Regions from separate parts of the Homo sapiens genome. Here region 1 is linked to region 2. The links are chromatin contacts, found by Hi-C or POLR2A ChIA-PET in ENCODE. All regions are on one chromosome and are shown on one strand. Each heading gives the region's core, a stretch centred on a gene start or an enhancer-like site at or near the end of the contact. The rest is flanking DNA. Distances are from core to core; before and after follow the strand shown.

Region 1 (4,205 bases), core at 1,040-3,539, 530 kb before region 2:
ATCATTGTTCCTCCACTATCTACGATGTTTGTTATGGGGTTTTACAGCTACCCTTTGTCAGGGCAAGGAAGTCCCTTCCATTCTTAGGTTGCTAAGAGTTTTTCTCATGAGTGGATCTTTAGTTTTCTCTACGAGCCTAGAGAGGATGGTATGTCTTTTCCTTTTTTCCATTAAAGTGATAGATGATGCTGAGTTTTCCAATGCTGACGGACCCTGCGCTCCTGAGAGAAACAGGCTTGACTGTGTTGTATTGTCTTTTTTAGAAGCTGCCAGATTCAGTTTGTTACTCGTGTAGGATTTTTGTGTCTATTTTTCATGAATGAGATTGCCCTGTCCTTTTTCTTTTTCATATTTCCCTTATTAGGTGTTGGTGTCAAGGTTATCATTGCCTCACCGAACCAGTTGGGCAGTCCCCTCTTTTTCTGTGTTCTGAGTTTGTATAAAAGCGGAACTCTTTGTTCCATACATGTATATTAAAACTCACGGAGGATGCCATCTGGGCCTGGAGTTTGCTCTGCAGGAAGGTCGACTCCTGATTAACTTGGTCTTTCATGAACCTCCCATCCTTCCAGACCAGACCACCTCACCGGTGGACCATAGTGGCACCCTAAGGAGCACTGCCCCAGGCCTCCTCCCCAGCCAGTCTTCCTGTTCCCAGCTCTCTCCACCGGTCCCCACTGTCCCCTGATAAAATGTAGATTTACTGTCAGACTCAGGGCCCTCACCTGTGGCCAAACCACTTGCCTATCCTACCCTTCTGCTGTGTCCTGCTGAACTGGAGGCACGCCTGGGCCTCCTGTGCTGGAGCCTCCGCCCACGTGTGGCCCATCCAGACTCCTCCTGCCACTAGGGCCACTTCTTCCGGGAAGCCTGCCCTTCCCTTTAACTGCAGGGCCCTGTCTCCTATAGCTCCCAATTTCCACGTATGATCAAGACCGCTCTGGGGTAGAATTATAATCACTCCCTACCCAAGTGAGTGATCCGAGAGGATGGGTATATGCTTCCAGTTACTTGCTTATTCGGTCAACAAAACATACGAAGCACCAGGCACCATATGGAGCTGGAATACATCAGTAACCAAGACTCACAGCTTCCAGTCTCCAGAGCTCTCCAGTGAGTGGAAATAAGACAGCTTTCACTCGACAGGTGAGCACTGAAAAACGAGTTTTAATCACCCAGAATCCCACTGCTAATGGATGAGAGCATTTCTTCTCTTCTCCGCTTTAAAAAGGCGTATAATTATCTACCTGAGTAAGTACAAGCTACACACTACGCTAATTTACGGATAAGGAAACCGAGGCGTGGGGCACTGAGGCTGAAGCTGGCCCGGCTTAGGAATGCTTGGGGTCTGGATTTTGACTCAGCAGGTTGACTCGGAGCCTCCCTGCCTTCTTGAAAAAATAGAATGTGTGTTGAGCTCTGTCCTCGTTTGGGCCTCGAGTTTCACTTATCTTACTACAGACACCACCTTGGGAACACGAAATGTGCATCTCGCCCCTATCTGGGTGTCACCCTCACCGGCTCCCTTGCTTTCTTTTCGGGCTGTAGGGGCAGAACCCAGCCCGGGAGTTCGGAGCCTGGGCTCTCCCGGCGCTGCCATCAACTCCCTGTGATCCCAGCTCGTCACTAGGCCTCTCTGCGCCTCTTTCCACCTGTGTTAGGCGGGGCTGGGATTCCACCCCTGGCGATGGGCGTCGAGGATCCAGCACAGCCGGGGCGGGGCTAGGCGGGCGCGGGGGACGAGGGGCCCCGGGGAGGAGGGCGGGGCGGGGCACGAGGGCCCTGAGAGCCGGAAGCGCGGGGCGGGGCCTGTGCCGGGTGCACCTCGCGAGCTAGCTGCCGCCCCGCCTGTGTCGCGGTCGTACCCTCCGCCCTCTGCGCCGAGAGCCGCTGCCGCCCGAGACCTTCGAGGGCTCCTCGCCCCTGCTTCCTGGGAGACCCTCTCCGCTGGGAGAGTCGCAGTCACGGAGCCGGGGGACACCTGTACGGGCAGGCGGCCGGCGAAGGCCCGGCCCGAGAGGAAGCGGGCCCCGAACGCCGCAACTGCCTGGGAAGCGGCTTTGCGTGTGCGCGGCGAGAGTAGCGGGGCCATTGCCGGGCGTCTCAGGCGCCCGGGGCACCTCCGCCCTTCTTCCTGCCGCAGCTTCCTCGCGGCACTGGGAAGGGCGGCGGGAACGCAGGCGCTGCGCCGGGCGAAGGCCGCGGCCCTGCTCTCATCCTCAGCAGTTGGGAGGCTGGGGCTGGGCTACACCGACCCGAGCGGGGGCCGGGCGCGGGCCAGGCTCCTCCCTCATCTCCGGCTCCGTGGGCCGCGTGGCTGCCCCTTGGCAGGCTCTGCGGGGTCCCTGTCCCTGCCTGGGTAGTGTGCGCCCTTACCCTCCCGCCCCGCTTCAGGCCCTGCAGTTGAGAACACGGCGCCCTCGCCCCAGCCTGGTCCTCGCTCTAGATCCCGACCCTGACGCAGCCTGGGGAAGCCTACAAAGCCCCTCTCAAAATATTTTTAGATGAATAAAATAACAAGATTAGGAAGGAAGGCTACTATGGTAAATAGTTGGCTGGTCGCGGGGCTCACGCCGGTTTTCCCAACAATTTGGGAGGCCGAGGCGGGAGGATCGCTTGAGCCTAGGAGTTGGAGACCAGCCTGGCCAACATAGTGAGACCGTCTCTACAAAAACTTTTTTTTTTAATTAGCCGGGCGTGGTGGAGCACATCTGAGGGCCCAGCTACTCGGGAGCTGAGGCAGGAGGATCCCTTAAGCCTGGGAAGTCAAGGCTGCAGTGAGCCGAGATGGGTGCCACTTCACTCCAGCCTAGGCGACAGAGTGAGACTTGCAGAAGGAAAGAGAGAAAAGAAATACAGTAACAGTTAATAAAATTCTTAACACACATGTAATAATGTATTTTACTCACACATTAAATAACAAGACTAAAGTTGCAAGTCTAATATTCACCATGATTTTGAAATACCAGTGAGTATAAATGATATTTAGAGATTTCTGCAACAGCTGAAATGTGATATGAATATATCTGGGTTTCTCTTGGTGACAAAGTCACAGGGACAGCTAACACCTACTACTGTGGGAATTTTAATATCAGAGGTGGGTGAAAATGAGATCGCATACATTCCTTCAACCCAAATTCAGAAGCCCCCTGGCTTCTATCCTCTGACCTCCCTTCCCCTCCCCTCTCTCTGTGGATCCCAGGTTAAGAACCCCCACCCATGTGACGGGGTGTGAAGAGCTCAGTGGGAGGGGCAGAGAGGAAGAGCCTCCCTGACCCCGGTGTTTGCCTAAAGAGAAGCACAGAGCCAGTTTTCATACTCTGGGCCTTTGCACATGCTGTTCCCTCTGCTGGGCCTTCCCATCCCCCTGCCCCCTCTGCCACCCCAACCTCCTGTCTCCTTGAAAATACCCTACCCCATGCCACCCCCAGCATGGGGTTTCCTCTCTTCTCTTGCTGTCTAGTATCTTCCCAGCTCCACACAGAGCCTGTGTGTTGATCTCAGGGGTTTGTGTTCAGGCCTGGCCTCCTGCTGGGCTGAGCTAGGCAAGGCCTGGGCTGGGGCTGCTCCATCCCTAGGGCCCATTTCAATACTGGTGCTCAACGCATGTTTATTGGATGGATGGATGGATGGATGGATGGATGGATGGATGGATGGATGGAAAAGGTCATGCCCACCATGTTTTCTAAGCATCTTGCAGTCAGCAGCCGCCTGACTCATCTTTGGGCACCCTCCCCTGGCAACAGCAAAGGCTGTGTCACCAGCCCTTCCGACCAGGCTCCTGAGGGGGGTCTTGCATACCTTCTCACAGGTCGTGTCCTAAGATCCCATTTCACCAGTGGGGAACCTGGCCCTGGGAAAGGTCAAGGCTGGCTCCCTTGGTCTGGGAGCTGGCAAGTGGTGCATGAGGGATTCCATCCAGCCTGCCCTGGCCACACTGCTATCCGGTACATCAGCTCAAAGGGCCTCTGCAGAGGCCAAGGTGATGGGAGAGTTGGCCACATGTGAGAATAAGCCCATGCCCTCTGGAGGGAACTCTACTTTGAGTGATAACACTTCTTAAAATGGTTAAGTCATCATTAAGACAAAAACCAAATACACTTCTGATTTCATTCACCCTGTGCACCCGTGGTCACCCCAGCCAAGGGAGACTTGGTGATGCAGGGGATTGAGAAGCAGCCACTGTCTCGATGCTCCCAGCATGG
Region 2 (4,610 bases), core at 1,398-3,897:
CTTTTAATGTCAAGGCATCGGGTTTCTGCTAGAAGAGTTTCCAGAACTTTCATTTAGTGCAGTTTTATATTTGACCACTAACCAATTTTTAATCCAAAATCTTTTTATATATGCATTGTTCAGTTCACCTCCTTAGAATAAATAGCCCAATCATGATTATATTCATCTTCCTCCCACTGCTCCCTCCGCACCCCACACACTCAGGTCACATGTAGACTCTGTGGTATAAGATTTGGGAAGAATTTAGCCATAAGAAGGAAAGCAATAAGGATACATGCTACTACATGAATGAACTTTTGAAACATTATACTAAGTGAAAGAAGCCAGACACAAAAGGCCACATATTGTATGATTCCATTTATATGAAATGTCCAGAACAGGCAAATCCACAGAGACAGAAAGCAGATTCATGGTTGCCAGGGCTGTGAGGGGTGGGAGAAAATGAGGAGTGATGGCTAATGGGTACGGGGTTTCTTTCTGGGGTGACAAAACAGTTCTGAAATCGGTGGCGATGGCTGCACAGTGCTGTGAATGTACCAAAAACCACTGAATCATACACTAAAGAATACATTTTGTGGAATGCAAGTTACATTTCAATTTTTTTTAAGATGATTTAAATTCTGCTTTCTCAAGACACAGAGACCAGAACAGGTCATTTGAGTTTATGAGAAGACCAAGTAACGATGAAACTTATCAGAACAAGCACCAAACTCATTCAATTCTAAGTGCTGATGGCTTCTCTGAAAACTTGAGAGGGTGATAGTGTCCACCACGGAACTCACGGGAGATTTCCACCATTCAACCTTGAATTGCTATTCATAGAGTGTCTACTATGCATGTACAATGTGCTGCTACATGTCGGAGATGCAGCAGTGACTGAGACAGACAGGGGGCCCATGGAAAAGAGACACTTAGGAAAAACTTGCACAAATAATTGCCCAATTAACATTATGCTGTAAAGGAAAATTACAGTGATTTCAGGGTTTATAAAATGAACATAATATTTTTGGGGGAGCAGGAGGAACCTCCCTGAGGAGTTAGCATTGAAGCCAAACCTGGAAGGCTGGGGGAAGAAGCATCCAGGTAAAGTAGAAGGCAGAGGAGCTAAGCAAGGAGAGAGAGAGAGAGCACCAGAAGGGCAGAGAGCCAGCAGGGAGAACAGGTGCCTCCCTATGTCACCAGCCACAGAGATCTTTCCTGAACCCATCAAGCAGAGATTCAGGCTTCTAACGCCAGTACATCTGGCTTGTGCTGGAGATGGGTGCCTTCCAGAATATTCATGTCCTGAGATTTTAAAAAGTGTGTCTAATACAATTGTTTATTCATTCATTCAACAAATATTTATTGAGATCTGCAACACGCCAGGCACTGGGGATACACAAGCGAACACAGAGTGTCCCTGTCCTCCCGGGGCTCACATTCTAGAGGGGGAGACAGTCAACAGGTGAACAGACAGTCAACAGGTGGAAAGAAGGTAACCTCAGAGGTGATGGCCCCTGAGAAGTCTGGGGCTGGGTGGTCTTTACACAAGGTGCTGGGCAAGGCCTGTTTGAGACAAGCAGAGGAAGAAGCCCGCCAGGCCCAGGCTTGAGAAAAGGACCCGGGGGGAGGGAAGCTGCGGGGGGGGCGGGGGGAGGGGGAGGCTGGGAGAAGAAAGGCTGGGGGCAGTAGTGAGAAAGCAAGAGGAAAGAGCAAGCTGCAGAGTGGGTTCTGAGTGCTCGGCAGGGGCCTCGCGGGCCATGCAGCCGACTTAATTTAGAACTGCATTTAGTTGTCAAGTGATGGGAAGCCCTTGGAGCAGGGAAATGACACATTTAATTTAAGCTTCACAAAGCTAAGCTGGGGGTGGGGGGGGGTTGGCAAGTTGAGGGGGGTGTAAGTTGCGTGGGGGTGGGGACCAAGAATGCAATTGTAAGTACTAAGGAGAAGACAAATGGGGTGTCCCAGAACAGAAATACAAGCAAAAGGAAACATGACTGAAGTACAGCGTGCTCCAATCCAGGCTGACCCTGTCCAAGTCCCAAAGTTAACAGCGCCCACTTTGGAGGCAGGCTGACCTGGGCTTAAATCTAGGCTTACCAACCGTGTGACCTTGGGCAGGTGACTTCGCCTCTGAGCGCCTCAGTCTCCTCGTCTGAACGATGGGTTAACAATAGCGCCTACCTGAAAGGGCTGTGGCTGCCATCACGTTTGTGGGGCCCAGCTGTGCGCGGTGGGCGCCCAGCAGCTGCTGCGGCTGTGAGTAATTTGTTACTAAGAATAGTTAGCGCCCCTCTCGGGGCCGCCGACTCCCAGCGGCCGCGCGCACTAGGCGAGGCCGGACCCCCGGCCTGGACGCCGGCTTAGACGCTGTCCCCAGGCCCCCAGTCCCAGCACCCCAGCCAGGCCCCGCCCCCAGCCCCGCTCACCTGGGCCGCGGCGGCCCGGGGATGTGCTCGTAGCGGCTGCGAGCGCGGTGCACGAAGGTGCAGCAGAGGCCGAAGGCGAGCAGGACGGCGCTGCCGAGCAGCAGCAGCCCGGGGCTCATGGCTCCGGGGCAGGGCAGGCCAGGCCAGGGTCGGGCCGGGCGCCGAGGGGGCCGGGAGGCCGCGAGCCGACTCAGCTGTCAGCGCCGCGCGCCGCCTCGGCCCCAGGCCAGGCGCGACCCAGCACCCTCCCCGCCCGCTCGGCTCCGCCCCCGCCGACTCCGACCCCTCCCAGGGCGCACAGTCCCCGCCAACCACGTCTCCGCCTCCGGCTCCGGCGCTCCGGGCCCTCCCCCGCCCCGCCCCGCCCCCCAGAGCTCCGCCCCAACCTCCACACCGCCCCAGCCCAGGCCCCACCCCGAGCATGTGGTCTTCACCAATCACAACTCCGCTTCTGGCTCAGCCCCCCAGGCTCCGCCCCCACCTCTTCAGACTCAGGTCCGCCCCAGCAGCAGCTCCGCCCAGAACGCGTTGTCCCTGGCAACGCCGATCCTCAGCGCTCTGGCCCGGCGGCGGCGCGAAGTCCTGCTGGCTGGCTCCGCCCGCTTCGGCGCCTCCAAATAACGGCATCTTTCCGCGCGCGGTCTTAGGCCCCTTCCTTTTTCCCCCAAACCTGCCCGGAAACCCCATCCCAGCCTGCAAAAGTCCGCATAACGCCGACTGTTCCCAAACTTCTCCTTGGAACCCCAGACCCCCAAAGTTGTTCTCCAGTTGCCCCGGGGCGCCTCCTCCGCCCGGACAGTCCACGCCTAGCGCCCGTGGTCCGCCAGCGGGGCCCGCGGGCTGGTGGCAGGATCCTGCGGGACCCAGGGACGCCTGTGTCTGCGACCGAGAGCGCACGGCGTGGCCGGAGGCTGTTCTCCCAGAGACTCGGGGGCCTGCGGACCCTCCTAGACCAGGCGAAGCCCCATCTGAGGCGCTGGCTCAGGCCCGAAGGAGTTGGAGTTGGAGGGATGAAAATCTGGGTCCGCCCTCCAGGGAAAGCGGGAAATGTGCCGGGGAGGCGGGGGTAGCGGAGGAGAAGGTATTTTCGAAATAATGACCAGGGCTTCCCCCTCTGTCGTAACCCGCGTCTCCTTGCCCATCCCGTATGAAGATGAGGCCAATTCTGGGCGTTTTAGTTCCCAATTCCTATCCCGAGGGACCACCCAGCGTGAAAGTCGTGGCAGGGGAAGGCCAGGTGTGCCCACTCCTAGCCCAGGTAAAGGTCCCCCGGGCTGGAGGTAGAGGCCCAGGGAGTGTAGATGCTGCTGGGTTTCTGAGAAGAGGCAATGCCCCTGCCCCACGCTTGAGCCAGTCCTGGAGAGGTTGGGGGTTGGAAAACGAAGGGGACCTTGGTACCGCCTTCCCAGGTATAGTTAGGGACATGGGACATGGCTGTTAGGGGTGTGGGCTGAGGGGCGACGGAGACGGCCAAGTCTTAAGAGCCGTGCCCAGCACGGAGGAGGCGGGACTTCTGCCCTCGGGGCCACCGCAGCCTGGACAGGTGGGCAGCAGAGCATCCATCCCCCCGGCGCCTGGCCCGGCCGCCCAGTTGGACTCGGGGATGTTGGCTTGCTATGGCGCCCCCGTGTGGCGGCGGTGACAGGCAGCCGCAGGCCCACAGGGTAACTCAGGCTGGCCCTGCTGGGGTGAGGTGTGGAACGGAGCCACCAGGTCCCCTGTGGGCTGTGAAAGCTCCGGGGCTTGAGGGCAATTTGGAGGGAGGATGAGGCTGCAAGAAGGAGGGTGTGGATTCCTGCGCACTGGAAGGTGGGTTGGGGTGGTTAGCTAGAAAAGAAATGTGACGGCATCACATTTAGTATCCAGTTTGTGGAACGGCTCCCTGAGATTACACAGTGCATCGCACTGTCTGAAGAGGACTTTCTCTTGCCTTGTCTCTCCAGACCCCTGGAACAATGGTACTGTTAGCAACAGCAAATCCATATGGGTCTGCAGCAGCCTCAGTTCTTGCCTCCTCAGAAGAAAGAATTCGACTGAGGGGCGTAAGGCAGAGTGAGAGGCAAGTTTTAGAGCAGGAGTGAAAATGTATTTAAAAGTTTTAGAGGCCGGGCGCAGTGGCTCACGCCTGTAATCCCAGCACTTTGGGAGGCCGAGGCGGGCGGATCACGAGGTCAGGAGATCGAGACCATCCTGGCTAACACG

Evidence for each region. A loop is a pair of places that touch in the nucleus more often than their neighbours do. ChIA-PET counts read pairs that join two places held with the same protein, here RNA polymerase II (POLR2A). Pooled maps may share reads with other maps.
Region 1: a loop to region 2 is called in a map of tibial artery, with 4 times the contacts of the local background. The contact joins the enhancer-like site here to the promoter of CYP46A1 in region 2. A Hi-C loop is called at or near these places in 4 of 168 maps with a recorded cell type or tissue (CD4-positive, alpha-beta T cell, CD8-positive, alpha-beta T cell, aorta and 1 more), 2 of 37 single-sample maps with no recorded cell type and 12 of 50 pooled maps. POLR2A ChIA-PET finds 5 or more read pairs at or near these places in 1 of 52 experiments (Caco-2).

The regions. Positions count from the first base shown.
Region 1 is chr14:100,212,180-100,216,384 of GRCh38, reverse strand. All of the region lies in intron 1 of YY1-DT (YY1 divergent transcript), which reads left to right. Among named protein-coding and RNA genes, the nearest start is that of YY1-DT, 24 kb to the left of the region's middle. RefSeq lists enhancers at 1,415-1,464, 2,142-2,642 and a silencer at 1,685-2,404. Within about 2 kb of position 2,289, at least 36 of the 41 ENCODE cell types and tissues checked have a DNase peak (open chromatin) inside an H3K27ac peak, as active enhancers do; they include CD4-positive, alpha-beta T cell, CD8-positive, alpha-beta T cell and tibial artery, where a contact is called at or near this core.
Region 2 is chr14:99,682,335-99,686,944 of GRCh38, reverse strand. CYP46A1 (cytochrome P450 family 46 subfamily A member 1) reads right to left here and starts at 2,647. Exons shown (of 15, transcript NM_006668.2): 1 at 2,409-2,647. The coding sequence starts at 2,527. RefSeq lists a silencer at 2,263-2,842 and an enhancer at 4,083-4,152.